Regions from separate parts of the Homo sapiens genome. Here region 2 is linked to region 1. A link is an interaction called in ENCODE POLR2A ChIA-PET data of the cell type or tissue named here. Cell type or tissue: HepG2. All regions are shown on one strand.

Evidence for each region. Peaks named below come from ENCODE experiments on the same cell type or tissue, not always from the same donor. Only the 100,000 strongest peaks of a DNase experiment are listed, where the experiment ranks them.
Region 2: POLR2A ChIA-PET joins it to region 1 with 6 read pairs; 1 of 35 experiments calls an interaction of 5 or more read pairs at or near these places.

The regions. Positions count from the first base shown.
Region 1 is chr3:187,037,969-187,045,968 of GRCh38, reverse strand. ST6GAL1 (ST6 beta-galactoside alpha-2,6-sialyltransferase 1) reads right to left here. Exons shown (of 8, transcript NM_173216.2): 3 at 7,096-7,227; 4 at 2,659-3,315. The coding sequence starts at 3,265. Among named protein-coding and RNA genes, the nearest start is that of RPL39L, 98 kb to the left of the region's middle. RefSeq lists enhancers at 1,326-1,435, 1,546-1,815, 4,066-4,135, cis regulatory regions at 7,241-7,249, 7,262-7,269, 7,292-7,305, 7,306-7,313 and promoters at 7,230-7,410, 7,214-7,673. In HepG2, no CTCF peak of the experiment used is centred here; DNase peaks (open chromatin) are centred at 4,468, 4,958, 6,468, 7,318 and 2 weaker places; H3K4me3 peaks cover 5,848 bases.
Region 2 is chr3:186,589,401-186,597,400 of GRCh38, reverse strand. It overlaps the pseudogene PET100P1. Among named protein-coding and RNA genes, the nearest start is that of AHSG, 20 kb to the left of the region's middle. RefSeq lists an enhancer at 167-461. In HepG2, no CTCF peak of the experiment used is centred here; DNase peaks (open chromatin) are centred at 2,477, 3,350 and 7,290; H3K4me3 peaks cover 1,096 bases.

The sequences.
Region 1 (8,000 bases):
ATGCCTAGCTACCTTTCTGGCCTCGTTCCTCACCCATCTTCACCCACAAGGACCCACATGCCGTCCAAACAGGATTATTTGTGATGCCCAAACACACTTTTCCCCGTGCAGCCTTTGCTTCTTGCCTTTGCCTTAACTCAGAATACCCTTCTCTTTCTCTCTAGGACAGCTAATAGACAAGAATAGAAGAAAATTTTTAACATAATAAAAGAATAATCACACCGAATTTTATTATGAAGCTACAATTATTATGAGGCACAACAGCAGAGGTGCCAAGAGTGGGGTCTTTGAAGCAAGCACTCTGCTTTCAAACCTCAGTCTGCTATTAGCCAGTTGTGTGACCACTTGAGCCTCCGCATTTAGCTCTCCAGCAAAATGAGACCAATAATCTTATCAACCTCACAGGACTTCTGGGAGGATGAAAAGAGCAAGGCATGTTAGGAACTCAGCAGATGCATAATAAGCATCACTTGTATTGATGATAGTGTTTTAAAATTATGCTACTGTTTGACATGAAAATTCCAGCAAATCTAGGATACTTAACATGTATGAGTAAACTATCAAAAATAATTGAAAATGACTGAGCCCACCATTGGCTGGTTTGTGAGACTGCTGGAGGCAGAGTATGTTATTACACTCTCTCTGATAGAAAATCTTGCTATGGACAAAAAAAAAAAAGTCATAAAATGTCTCTTACTCGTGTCTTCTAGCCTCACTTCTGAGGATATTTCCCTGTTGAATGTCAATAGTGGTTACCTAAGTTATCTGCACAAAAACCTTGTCAGCAATGTTATTTGTAAAAGAAAACCATTTGAAATAATCTGATCCATCCAGTAGTTGGGAAGAGACTCAACAAATTCCAGATGCAGGAGGAAGTGTATGGGCCTGGCACGCTGCCTGCAACTCGGGCTTCAACAAAGGGCCTTTCCCTTCCCTTTCCCCTTTGTATTGTTGATGAATCCATGAATAAATAAAAGAATATATGAATGTCTTAAAATATTTGTTAGACAAAATGCCAAGAGGATATATACCCCATAACAGCAGAACATTCGAAGTCTAACATGCAATTTTGATTACATCTCAGGATCAAAGTCCTTCTGTGGAAATCCTTATTTTGAAGTTGAAACTGCAATCTATAGAAAAATATTATTTGTATTAATGTTTACTTAAATCACCCCAAATCTTTAAGGAGTGCATAAAATTAAAGCTGTAGTTCTAATTAACAGAGCTATCAGGCCCTGTCTCAAACTTCAGTACAATTTCAGCCAGGCACGCAATATTAACTTGACATGAAGAAGAAGGATCAGCTAATACCTAGGATATCCCAAACATTTGCTACATAAGCAGCAAAAATGGAGAAGAAAGAAACTTAGCTCCATTATGGATGAACAAAAACCAATCACATTTAGTTTCTTGAAAACAAAGTCCAAGAAAAACCAAAAATACAAAAGCAGAAGTTGAGGTGGGGCCGGCCAGCGGGGCAGCTGCCTATTTGGGGAGGTAGAAACTGTGATCTCACCATTTCTTTCTGCTCTAGAGAATCCAGTTTGGGCCTACTTTTCTTTGAGAGCCTGTGCTGGGTTTCAGACCATTTTTCCTGGCAGTCAAATGAAGGAAATAAAAAAGGAGACGTATGACCTCACCTGCTCCAGTACCTCCAGGCTGACAGAGGAGCAAAGCTTCCTGTGCTTTGCTTTCTTTAGCTGATTCATTTCAAATAATGGAAAACACATTCAGCATAAGAGAAATAAGGCTCTCTGTTACACAGGTTTACAAATATAGACAGACTTTCTATCTTGATTCACTACAAAGGGTTTCAAGAAAAGCAAATTAATATGTTGTGACCAGTGACTCTGAAACTTTTTTGGGTCACAGATCCCTTAGAGAATAAACTGCAGTCTACAAACTCCCTTCCTGGAAAAATGCACGGACACACTTATACGCATACACATACATTCTACACACCTAATCCACAGACAGTTTTGCACGCAATTGCAGGGATTCATGACCCTCTGAAGTTGGTCCATAGCCCCCAGTTAAGAATTACTGACCCAATTAAATCTTTTCAAAGAGAAAAGCTGAAAATTACCCAGGTTGTTGAGGCCAATAGAGTCCTCCACTAATCAGGAAAAACAACAGAATTTCAGAACCTGGAAATGATGTGCAGATCTATGCTTCAAGTCTTTTCAAAGGTCAATTGTAGGCTTTTGATTATTGGTAGCAGCGGAACTCTCTTTTTCAAATGAAATCTTCTACACAATTCCAATATTTAAAACAGATGAAAATAAAACTATTCTGTTCCCAACACAAAGAAACAATAAATGTTCAAGGTGATAGATATTCTAATTACCCTGATTGGATCATTACACATTGAATACACGTATCAAAATATCCCCATAAATATATCTAATTATTATATATCAACTAAAAATATTAGGAAACAATAATGAAGCTCTTCTAATTGATAAAAGATGCGGGGGCCTAGAGCGCCATCTGTTCAACTCCCTCTGTGTCACTTGTGACTCTGAAAAAAACACTGCCCTGGGCCCACTCCACTGGTCCGCTGAGCCACACTTGGGCCACTTGTCTCCCATACCATCAATATGCCCAGCCAGTCCCAATAAGCACTGCCATTCACAGAACAACCCCAGAACATACCGATTTCTCTGCCTAGTTGGGAGGACTTCAGAGATCCCGCTGACGACACAACAGCACACCTGCCCCAAGGCCCAGCCTTGGTCCTAATGCTCTCCTTGGGCAGATAACCCTCCCATTCAGAGGTATTGAAGGGAAAATCTGTGACCTCTACCATGGATACATTCACATGGTCCCGGAGGTGGCAGCGCAGGGCCTCTGCACTGAACTTGATGCCTGGTCCTGGCCCCTTGTAGGACACTTTGTACTTGTTCATGCTTAGGTAATTCTTCCAGATCTTTTGCAGCCTAGGGATAAGGTTTTTGGAAGAGCTGTCCTTGTTCCACACCTGGAAGGAGGCCTCTGGTTTGGCCTTGGCTAGGCCTCTGAGACTGCCGAGGGTCTGGCGGCCCCTGTGGGGGTCCTGGGTGCTGCTTGAGGATACAGACTGGGAATCAGACCCCATGGCCAATTTCCCCAGACTCTTTAACACCTGGAATTCCTTGGTTTGCAATTTAAAGGAATCATAGTAACTCCCTTTCTTCTTTTCCTTCCACACACAGATGACTGCAAACAGAAGAAAGACCAGGACGCAGCAGCTGAACTTTTTCTTCAGGTTGGTGTGAATCATAATGAAGATGTGTTCAGGGAAGTCACTTTGTTCTGAGCAGGAAAACAAGCCTAAAAAAAGTGAGACAAGGAAAAACAAATGATGTAAAGAAAAACCCAATGTGGCATGAGGCGGAGCGATGGACTGAGCAATAGATTTGAAATGAGGTGACTTGAATTCCAGCCCTGGTCTACCTCCTGGCCACCTCTGCAGCCTGTTAAGCAATTCTCGACAAAAGTCAGACTCAATTTGGGCTTTGAACGTGGACAGCAGTCCCTCTTCCTCTTCCACTCTTCCACTCCCTTCTTCCTCTTGAGCCATGAACACTTTATATGTCCTCCCATCATTACTTTTTCTATGCTGAATATTAGTTTCTGGTTGCCTTGGTCTACCTCTCTGACTGCACTCTGAGTTTCTTGAAGTCAGAAACCACATCTTGCAAATCACTCAGTTCCTAGGGCCTTGTAACATTTGTTAAATGAAGCCATGCATGCTTGAAAAAAAAATAGAATAAAAAAAAGCAGGCTGACTGTTTTACATCACCAGACCTAAACTTCCTAAAATAGTAAGTGGCCCAACACCCCTTCAAAATGGCCAGAAAAAGACTTCTCGTTATAGATGATGCCATAGATTTCTGATGTATCTCTCTAAGGGCTGCGATGCTGGACTCCTGCATGAGAAGATCGAGGGTTATCTCCACCACAGTTTTGTGCAGTGCCCTGCAAGAAGAGCACTGCTGAGACAGGAAGCTGACTCACCTCATGATAGAGGCTAGGAATTCTGGGTAAGATAGCAGACATGTAGCCAACTAAGGAAATGGAAACAAAAATTCATTAAGCACGCTAGATGTTATTTCACTTAACTTCACCATAACCAGGGCCACCATGAGACACAACTCTGGGGGCACCACGCATAGCATAGTCTAATACGAAGGGCATCTCCTAACCTGTACAGGGTTCACTTCAAAGGTGTTATAATCTCCATTTTATGGATTAGCAACCTGAGGCTCTAAGAAGTCAAGGGAAGTGCCCAAGCTCACAGAGCTGAGGAAATGGTTGCACTGAGGTTCAAATCGAAGTGGATTTGATTCCATAACCCATGTCCTTTCCAGTACAACATGCACAGAACTGCAAGAAGCTCTGGAAAATAGATTTCACTGAGCAAATAGAGACTGAATAGTCTCTTTATTTCTGAGTAAACACCTACTTTGTTTTCTCAGAATTTATTGTGTAACTGAATGGAAACTGGAAGCACTTTGAACTCAAATAATGTCTGTATCTTTTGGAAAACATTACATTCTTTCCCCAATCACTGGGTTTATTTACAATAATAAATCAAAGCAATCACCTCCGGGGTTTTGCTAACCCACTAGGGGTCTGAGGTCCCTTCCCATGGATCCCGCTCCTAAGGATATCAGGAAAAGGTAGTAGGAGTACTGGACTGGGTGTTCACAAAACCTGGGTTCTTATCCCCATTCTTGGTGACCTTGGGCAGGTCACTTAATATTTCTGCCCCTGAGTTTTTCAGAATAATTATCTCTGCCCTATGTGATTTGCAGAGTGTTGGGAGGGCAAAACAAGAGCATGGTATTCATTGGATTTGAACTAGATAAGCAAAAAGGCACAGAAGGTATTCTGAACAGAGACAGGAGAGCAGCAGCTCAGCCTGGGGGCCATGTGGAGGTGATACGGGTAGTGAAGACAGCAGTGTGAAGCCACAGCCATGACTCAGCAGCCCTGAGCTCCAGGCTCTTCCCTGGGAATTCTCCATGAACTGACATCCAGCTCATTCCTGGAATCCATTGGCAGTACCAACCAAAGCAGTGCTTCCACCATCCCAGACCTCAGGAACCAGTGACTCTGGGAACGATGGGCTCCTATCTTGGGCTGCTGAAGTTGTGGAAATGATTAAATGTACACAGTGGAAGAAGAATTCAGATAGAAGATCATGAAGTGAAGGGTGGAAGCTTGTTGTATTACCAGAAACTAAGGAATTCAATTTCCGCAGACACCCAACACAGGTAATCACATGACCATATGACAACTGAAGAAGAACTAGAGAAAAGAAGGAAAGTAGCATTTAAGGAGGGCCTACTACGTGGTAGTCACTTTCCTTGCAATATCTCATTGAACCTTTACTACAACACTATGATAGAGATATTGACAATCCTATTTTAGGAAATGGAAAAAACTGAGACTTAGCAAGGTTATAGGGTTTCTCCAATGTCAACAGCAAGTCAGTTCTAGAACCAGAATTCCAGCCCAGGTCTGTCTGACTCTAAAAGTTCATCATCTTTCCACCCAAGGACATGCATCTGTGATAAGGGACAGTGAGAAGTCAGTGTGATCAAGTCGGACTCAAGGTCACTAGAGAGGCAACTTCGTCTGTCAGACAGTCGCAGACAAGCCACCTTCACCATCAGTGCTGCACCTGCCATCCCTGCTGTGCACTGAGTGGTAACACTCAGGTACTTTCCGTATTGGTAAGGTTTTACAGACCTATTATACTCCCGTGAGATAAGCACAGCAGATTTTATGAGCTCCATTTATAGCTGAGTATAGTGAGGTTTGGAAATACAAATAATTTTCAAAGTTGCATGAGTGATTTGGAAATAGTGGACTTAGAACCTGACTTTCACATGTCTGAATGAAACAAGATGGCAGGAAGGGCCTGATTCACTGTCACAGGAGTGGAGGCTCAGGCAGCAGCTGCCCAGTACCTACTCTCCAAGGTGTGGTTTCCCAGGAAAGAAGAGTTCCTCCAAACAGCTGGGTCTAGCGACAGTCTTGCAACCATCAGACAGCCTCAGCCTTCACAGCCTGTGCTCTGTCATGGCCTCAGGGCACTCATCTGAAATCTCACATAAGGGCTCATGTGGTCCCTTGACACCACCCTTGGTTGAGGCTCCAAGTCCACCAGGTGGCTGGAGTTTCTGGTCACAGGCACTTATAACTGCAAGACCCTTTCTCATCTCTCAAATTGTCTGAAGAAGGCAGAGGCTGAAGAAACTTTCTCTAAATGGCGCAACCGAGGGAAAAGAGTAGCAAACTTTTCTCTACAAATGTTTTGGAAAAACACACTAAGCTTTGAATTTTCCAATTACACCAGACTGTGTTAAGCCTCCAGGTGTCTGCACTGCTGCACTCTTTCTCCTTGTCCATGTGCCTGCCAGCTCTGACAGCATCACCTTTCTGCTTCTGAAGGTCAGTGGAGGCCACCTCCCCTTCCGCACTATCCCTGCTCCCCTTTGCTGCCAGCCAGTGCTTTGTAATGCTTGCTTTTCATGCCTGACTTTGCTGCTCAAGGAAAACTCCTCCTGGTATCCTTTCTGAAACCCTAGTACCCAGCACAGTGCCTGGACCAGAGCGGATACTCAATGAAAGATTATTGAACTGATGCAATTGTATCAGAGAATCTTTACAATCATCACGAGGCTTCTAGAGGAAGAACACAGCGACTTGCATCATCACCTTCAAAGAACTGGCCAACACTGAACCGGCAGAAATCAATGCTCAAAGCAAGGAAATCCTGTCCCGACCCACCCGTCATGACATACTCAGTACCAGTTGCATTCGTGGCAGGTAGTAGGTACTCAGAATGGTTGACTGAAATACAGAATAACTTAAATCTTATATAGTTAATAGAAATGGACAAGCCATTTCTCTACACCCCCCAATGAAACCCACATTGAATCAGCAGTTAAAGAGGACTAAAAAATACATACAAAAAGAAAACAGCAAAGCTGGAGCCAGATACTGAGATCCTGAGATTCCCTGCCAGGACATCTGCCACACCAGCTTTTACTCAGGAATGTACCCCTTTGCTAGCCCATGCCTCTGTGTGTTCCTTACCTGCTTCTGGCTAATCCCCCAGGGGCGGCAGGCCCTTCAGGTCCTCAGGAATTAGCACTATTATCCATGGGAGGGAAGGTTTATTGGGTCTGCAGGCCAAGGCCCATTTTTCTCAGGATGATCAAAACTCATCTGCAAAGGCAAAAAATAAGAGACAGAAAGAGAGGAGGTGAGAGCTGTTTTCCAGCAGAGGCAGTGTTAAACATTAACAAGATGGAAAGGTGCTTATGCAGACCTAGGCTAGGTCTCAATCCAGGAAGCCTCCAGGGCTCAGGAAAAAGAGAGAGAGAAAAGCCTATTAAAGGTGCAATGCTCTGGATCTGTGAACAGCACAGATAGCCTAGAAATAGACTTGACACTAGCCGGGTGTGGTGGCTCACACCTGTAATCCCAGCACTTTGGGAGGCCGAGGCAGGCGGATCAGGATCATGAGGACAGGAGATCAAGACCATCTTGGCTAACACGGTGAAACTCCATCTCTACTAAAATACAAAAAAAAAATTAGCCAGGCATGATGGCGCACACCGGTAGTCCCAGCTACAAGGGAGGCTGAGGCAGGAGAATTGCTTGAACCCGGGAGGCGGAGGTTGCAGTGAGCCGAGATCACGCCACTGCACTCCAGCCTGGGCAACAGAGAGAGACTCTGTCTCAAAAGAAAAAAAAAAAAAAAAAAAAAGAAATAGACTTGACACCAGATAAGAATGGGCTAGAAAGCTAAAGCGGCCACCATGGACCAACCTGGGAAGAACAGGTTGTTTAATTGCTGGCTTGGAGGTAAACAGGGAGTAATTAGGTCCATCCTGAAATAAACTTCATACAGATTTTCAAAAAATTATTTATTTTCAAAGAATATTTAATAATATGTGAAAGTTCAATCAGTATAATTGTAACTGAAAAAATACGTT
Region 2 (8,000 bases), 450 kb after region 1:
CTGAAGTTCATGCACATAGTGGCTGTTTAATAAATGTTTAAGCAATGAAGTATATTGTTTTAATCTTATTTTTCCCATTGAAGAAACCTACAATTGCTCCTGATGTTTTCTCTTTTTTTTTTTTTTTTTTGAATAACAAGGAACTGAGTATATGTATATTTCATCAGGGGAGGGGCTAGGACTCCCACTTGGAGGCCTCAGGAGTTCTGCTGGGCGTCGCGAAGGAGCTTCTCCTCCCGCCGCTTCCGCTTCCGTAACCTCTCTTTGAATTCCTCTAACTCTTGAAGCTTCTCAGGTGGCCACAGCTCCCTCTTGCGCTGTATGACATCATCCTCAAACCACTCGGCCTGATTGGAAACCCAGAACATAGCCACAGGGAAAGTGAGGTAGATTATCATCCGAAATATCTCCAGCTTCACCCCCATCTCGTTTCTCCCCCTGATTGTTTCTTTATACCAAATGAAAGCTTTCACGAGTGAGCTCTCCCTCTCTCCTTTTGATGTAATTGTGCCCACTTCATCTCTACACCAGAGATCATGGGCTTTTCTCTGGCTGCCAAGAGTACAGAGAGCCCCTCCCTGAGTCATATGGGGAGGGGTAGGCATGAATAGGCCCCGGGCAGCACTCGGAAAGGGGAGTTAATATGACACTAGAATGACCTGGAAGCTGGACAGCAACCAATCTGTTTCCCTGCATGACTCTCCATAGTTGATAGAATGTGCACCGGATCCATCCTTTCCACAGCAGGCAGTGCCCTTTCATGCAAATAGAGGAACATTTTAAAAAATGTTCTTTGTGGCAGGGTGCGGTGGCTCACGCCTGTAATCCCAGCACTTTGGGAGGCCGAGGCGGGCGGATCAGGAGGTCAGGAGATCGAGACCATCCTAGCTAACACAGTGAAACCCCGTCGCTACTAAAAAATACAAAAAAAAATTAGCCAGGCGTGGTGGCGGGCACCTGTAGTCCCAGCTACACGGGAGGCTGAGGCAGGAGAATGGCATGAACCCGGGAGGTGGAGCTTGCAGTGAGCCGAGATCACGCCACTGCACTCCAGCCTGGGCCACAGAGCGAGACTCCGTCTCAAAAAAAAAAAAAAAAAAAGATGTTTTTTGCTGGTTCTGGGCTTTCCTTCTTGAGGGTTTTTGCAAACTGTGCCTTCAAGCTCAGACTGTGACAGGGACTCTCAGACCAGCCAGTGGGCTGTTGCCAGCTGTCAGGAGTCCAAGTCAGCCAAAAATCTGAAATATCACTGTTTATAGCAAACAACTAATATATTTTATTATCTAAATTGTAAAAATCCCTTAATATTTACCTTAAGGAGATTCATAAAATTAATAACTACACAACAAACAAAAAGAGACAAACAAAAATTTAAAAAATAATAGAGCAAACAGGCTGAGCACGGTGGCTCCTGCCTGTAATCGCAGCCCTTTGGAAGGCCGAGGCGGGAGGATCGCTTCAGCCCAGGAGTTCAATACCAGCCTGGGCAACATAGTGAGATCCACATCTCTATATAAAAACATTAATAAACAGTATTTTAAAAATAATAATAAATTTTTAAAGGAATACAGCAAACAAAAGTGGGAGAATTTTGCCAACATACGATTAGAAAAAAAAAATTTAAAGATATTTACAACCTCGTCTCTACAAAAAATATGAAAATTAGTCAGGCATGGTGGCATGCACCTGTGGTCCCAGCTACTTGGGAGGCTGAGATGGGTGGATGGCTTGAGCTTGGGAGGTCAAGGCTGCAGTGAGCCATGACTGTGCCACTGCAGTCCAGCCTGGGTGACAGAGTGAGACTCTGTCAAAATGTATATATAATATATATATTTATATATAACATATGATGTTTATATTATATATATTATATACAATGTTTATATGATATATATTTTATATAATATACAATGTTTATATTATATATATTTATATATAAATTTTATATTACATATTTATATTTTATATATAATATATATTTATTTATAAATATATTATATATATTTTTCCCCAGAGGCCTTTAAGCCCATAACCATGTAAGTAGCCTATCTTCTTAGTATGTATAAGTGTTTAACATTATTCATTAAAATAAACAGAAAATGGAAATGAAAGCCAATTATAGTTATGCTTATGTTTTTATCATATAGTCAGCACATGCAATAATTTATCTTTAATATAAAGGAAGAGGGTGCATATACAACTTGTACCAAACAAAATTATTTTCTCCCTGTCCCCTGCGTAAATGTGCAATGTAGAATGTTGTTTTCAGTGTGTGCCAATCTGTGAACCAGCTTGGGAAGGCTCTGCCTTGGTCTGGCCCTCCCCTGGCACGTGTTCACCCGGGTGACAGTTGTGCTATGGTGCAGCCCGACCTGGTCTCCATGCACAGCTCTCATGAGTTCCTCCTTCATGAGACAGTCTCAGAACTCAGCCTAGCTCTAGCCCCTCCTGTGCCTTCAGCCATCACTCTGCACTTGCTCATAACAGTTCTGAATGACGTGAGCTGCATGGGCTTCCATGCAAGCAGCACCTTTCATGCTGGGGCTTAGAAGGATCAACTGTCCAGGTTTGTCTGGGACTGAGAAGTTTCTGGGACATGGGACTTTCAGTGCTAAAACAGAAAAAGTCCCAGGCAAACAGAGATGATCTGGTTACCCTAGTGCTGGTGGGGAAAGGCAATGGGTCACACCAAGCGCTGTAACTCTGGACTGCCAGATCTCTAGCAGTGAAGGTCAGAGGTCTGAGGCTTCCTGCTATACAAACACTCTGCCAGGTGGCGTGTCTCAGGCCAGCTCCTGAGATGTCTGCTCTCATTTCTCCCGAGGCTCTGTGGCTGTTTTATCTTTCCCTCTTTCCATGTTTAGTAATAGCCCTCATAGCAGTTTCTGTTTTTCTGGGCCTAGAGCAGGCTGAGAATGTAGGATTGGTTTCCATGTATTCTCTGCAGATATTCTTCAGCGGAGACATTCTTGGTTTTTTCCCAAGGAAAGGGTGTCACGGGGTCAGAAATCCACACCTGTGCAGGTCAATGAATGTTTTACACTGTTTGACATTGGGGAAATTTGTTAGTGTTTCAAAAATATGTCTTAACAGAGATGCAAATTGGTTCAAAAAGTTTAGTCACATTTATTATATAACAGTAATAATACCTAATATTTAATGAGTGCTTGTTACATACCAGGTACTTTAAATATATCATATTGTTCAATCTTCACAATATGAGTTGGGTGAGGAGGCTCAGAGAGGTTGTCATACTTGTTCAAGGTCATGGAGCTAATAATTGGAAGAGAAGGGATTTAAATCCAGTCTCACCGCAGAGCCAGCACTTGGACTTAGAACTGTAGACTCGGAGCTAAGCACAATCATGTTTGAGCAAACCAATGAGAAGACTGCAGTTTCACATACTGCTTTCTGGACAACTGTGCGGTGTGTCAATTAAGTGTGTTTCCTTCCTGGACCTAGGTCTATGTAATTGAGGGGGCTCTCAGTTTCTATAGCAAGAGTTAAATAAAAGACAACATGATATCTGTGCACTGAGTGGATCCAGGAATTATCCACGGTTTGGCCACAGTGTCCAAAATTTTATTATCATTCTGGGATTCATATTCATGTGGGATTCATATCACCAGAATTCCAGAGACACCACACTCAGGGCTGGTAGCCTATGGCTACTTCTCAGCTCAGCCAGTTCCTCTCAGAAGTGAGCCATGCTGATAAAAGTCTGGGCTTGAAAATTCCTAAGGTTTGTGCTTCAAAGGCCACCATAGAAATAAATTTTAGAAACCACGTACTGTGATAGTTTGTGACAGCTCAGTTTTGCATTACCTTCCTTGATCAAATTCTCTGTATGCACATACATGCTCAGATGAGCTGGTTTGAGTTCTTCCCTAGAGTTTCAAGTTCAGTGCCTTCAAATATCACATCAATAGTGTCTTGGGGCTGGGCAAGGTGGCTCACACCTGTAATCCCAGCACTTTGGGAGGCCAAGGCAGGCAGATCACCTGAGGTCAGGAGTTCAAGACCAGCCTGGCCAACATAGCAAAACCCTGTCTCTACTAAAAATATAAAAATTAGGCGGGCATGGTGGTGGGTGCCTGTAATCCCAGCTACTCAGGAGCCTGAGGCAGGAGAATCCCTTGAACTTAGGAGGCAGAGGTTGCAATGAGCTGAGAAAAAAAAAAGTGTCTTGGTCTGTTTTCTGTTGCTTGTAACAGAATATCTGGAACTGAATAATTTATAAATAAAAAAATGTATTTCTTACAGTTATGGAGGCTGAGAAGTGCAAGTTCAAGAGGCCAGATCTGGCGAGGGCCTTCCTGTTGGTGAGGACACTGCAGACTCCCCAGATGGTGCAGGGCATCACATGGTGAGGGGGCTGAGCATGCTAGTTCAGGCCTCTCTTTCTCTTCATAAAAGCCAACAACCCTATTGATTCACTGGTCCATGAGTAGATTAATCCATTCACAAAGGCAATCACCTCATGATCCAATCGCCTCTTAAAAGCTCCCCCTCTCAATACTGCCACATCGGGGATTTTCAACATGAGTTTTGGAGGGGGCTAAAATTCAAACCATAGCAAGTAGAAATGCCTATTTTTAGGTTGTTCTTATGGGCTTCACAGAGAATTTCTCAAAGGTCTTGTTCTGAGTTCTAAAATCTCTTTCATTATCTACAGTTTTACCATCTAAGTGGATCAAAAATCGAGGAATCCTTTACGTTCTTCTTCAATGTCTTCAAAATGCCCCCTACAAAGGCAATGGCCACACATGAAGGGGACATAGCTTTAACCACTTGCTCATCAACAGACTGGGCTTGTGAGGCCCAGGGCAAAAATCCTGTGATGGATAATGCAGGCAATGCAGAGTGTGGCCTCCTTCTCTGTTTATTGCATAGACTGTTGAAACATGTTTTACTGTCATTTTTTTGTTTGTTTGTTTTTGAGACAGAGTCCCGGTCTCTTGCCCAGGCTGGAGTGCAGTGGCGTGATCTCGTGATCTCGGCTCACTGCAACCTCCGCCTCCCGGGTTCAAGTGATTCCCCTGCCTCAGCCTCCTGAGTAGCTGGGATTACAGGCATGCACCACCGTGCCCAGCTAATTTTTGTATCTTTAGTAGAGATGGGGTTTCACCATGTTGGTCGGGCTGGTCTCAAACTCCTGACCTCATGATCCGCCCGCCTTGGCCTCCCAAAGTGCTGAGATTACAGGCATGAGCCACCGCGCCCGGCCATTGTCATAATTTAATTGTAAGTGTTCTTTCTGTGGTAAATGAACTCAACTTTCCATGTTTAACTAACATATTTAAGATTTCTTACTGGCCAGTGATTCAGCCTTTGTTTGTCTTGCTTGCTGGCTAATTAGGTGTGTGCGTTTTATGTTAAAAAGCTCTCTTATATATCCCAGCACCTAGCACAGTGCCTGGCAATCAGAAGAAATAAATTCAGTGATGATTATGTTGAGTCCTGTAGAGTAGTAGAAGATACAATTTACTTGAAGAGACTTTTCTCATACTATTAGGTTTAAAAAAACAGATAGTTGTCCTCTTTTTCTGGAACTGGGATCTGAGAGGTGTTGGCAGCTATAGTGAGAAACCAGATCTGTCATTTGACATTCCTCTCAGTTTCGAGTGTCCATAGATCAGCATCTCTCATGTTCTCATTAATATCACCGATGTGTAATCCACATTTCCCAGGCACCCCAGCAGAGAAAGGGATAATCCTAGGGGCCAGAATGGTGTGACATTTGCTCAGATCTCATCCCTGAAACTCCAGCTGCGAGAATGCTTTCCTTCCTTGATGGCAGGGATAGGGGTTGGTACTCATGGACTTGCAAATGGTCACCTCATTCTTTCTGAATTCACTTGCCTTTTGTGAGCACTATGTGGCCCCTCCATGGCTGTTCTGATGTTCCACAGTCTCAGCTGCTAATTGTATGGCTGTCTCATTTGATCACCTGGGGCAAACTGTATTTTCCAAAAAATGGCCACAACAATATTTGCAGGTCTACATATCCTTCAGAACCTTAAAGATTCTTTTCTTGAAAGGTCCAGTCTAATTCCCCTCCCCAGGAAGAGGGATGAGCCTTTGTGGCTGCCTCCATAAATGAAAATGCGATGGAAAGGATGCTGCACGACTTATGAGGCTAAGTCATAAGAAGAACTAAAGCTTCTACCCATTTCCACTTCCTTTTGGGAAACGTGTCTTGGGAGCCCTGAGCCAATATGTAAGAAGTCCAGCTATGTATAGCCACCATGCTGCAGAAACCACACAGAGATAAAGATTCGTGAGGAGTCTCCCCATTTCCAGTTCCCAGCTGCTTGAGTCCTCCCACCTCCCAGAATGAACTGTCAGACATGTGAGTAGAAATGACTCCAGACCCAGCCTTCAAGCTGTTGTCCCAGCTGACACCAAGTAGAGCAAAGGAGTTGTCTCCATCAGTCTAGCTCATATTGCAGATTTGTGAGAAAAAAACAAATGTTGCTGCGTTAAGCCAGTAAATGCTAGGATAATTTGTTATATGACAATGACAAGAGTAACCAGGACACCACCCTTGTGTTATCATTACGTTCTCCCCTTGCTTCTTGTGATGCCCTTGCTTTTCTTCTCTACCAGTTGCTGAGAATTAGAGGAAGACCTTTGCTCCCACCAATGTCAACATTTCTTTACCAGAAAACACAGAGGCATTTAACTCATATTTCGAAGACTTACAGCTTCTTATAATGGCCCTGGTGGTTATACTTTTTGTTCTACTGACTCTATTTTGTTACAGTTACTCTGCCCACAAAGTGCAAGACCCTTTGTGATTATGTTGGGGGACATCAATTCAAATGACACCGTGATAGCATTACTGTCAAATCATGCTTCCCTCTCAATGCTGTTGATGAAGCTGGTGTACCCCAACCCTGTTCTTACAGGTTAAGTTGCTTTTTCCCACTTGAAACATTGTACAACAGCCAAAAGCTTATCTGGTCAGTTTTAATGCGTCCTGCCCCTTCCTAGGACTTATTGCAATGACAAACATATAAGAGCTGTGAAAACTCTGTGACTTACACACAGTAGGCACCTGGTGTTTTAAGTGCTCTTCCTGAAATGCTCACTGACAATAAAACTATTGAACAGATCAGGACTGAAAACATAGCTTTGTTTTGTGCCAGCAAAGACTCTCTTCTCTCCTTTACAGGTTGACATTGAGCCATTAATCAACAGTATGTTCAACAGTAACTAGTGAGTTATGAATCCAACTATGTGCCTCTATTTTATCTCCAGGGGATATCACAAGATGAATCATCAAACACCTTGCTGAAAACATTATCACATTTCCTGTTCTGGTTTAATGTTACCTAACTGGTAGAAAACACAGAAGACTTAATTACATGATTGCTTTTTTTTTTTTTTTTTTGAGATGGAGTCTCGGTGTGTTACCCAGGCTGGAATGCAGTGGTGGCGCAATCTTGGCTCACTGCAACCTCTGCCTCCCACGTTCAAGTGATTCTCCTGCCTCAGCCTCTCAAGTATCTGAGATTACAGGCATGTGCCACCACACCTGGCTAATTTTTGTATCTTTAGTAGAGATGGGGTTTCATCATGTTGGCCAGGCGGGTCTCGAACTCCTGACCTCAGGGGATCCGCCTGCCTCGGCCTTCCAAAGTGTTGGGATTACAGGCATGAGCCACCGTGCTCGGCCTTGTTCTTAATCACCTAATTTGGCCCCTTGCAGTGGCTTCCATAACTGTTACTAATTCTCGGAAACCATCCTTTAATTTATTATTATTATTATTTGGCAGAATCAGGCTCCAAATCAAAATCCAGCCTGTATGGCATCTGCCTTGTCTACGTTAAGATTAAGGGAGACTAAAAGAGGAGGGTAGTTAAATGCATTATTATTTGAGTTTGCATTGAAAATTATAATTATTATTGTTTTACTTAATATCCTGATTTTTAGTGGCAAGAGCTAGAAAATGGCTTAAAAAAAAAAAAAAAAAAACAGGTCTGGGGCTCCAGAG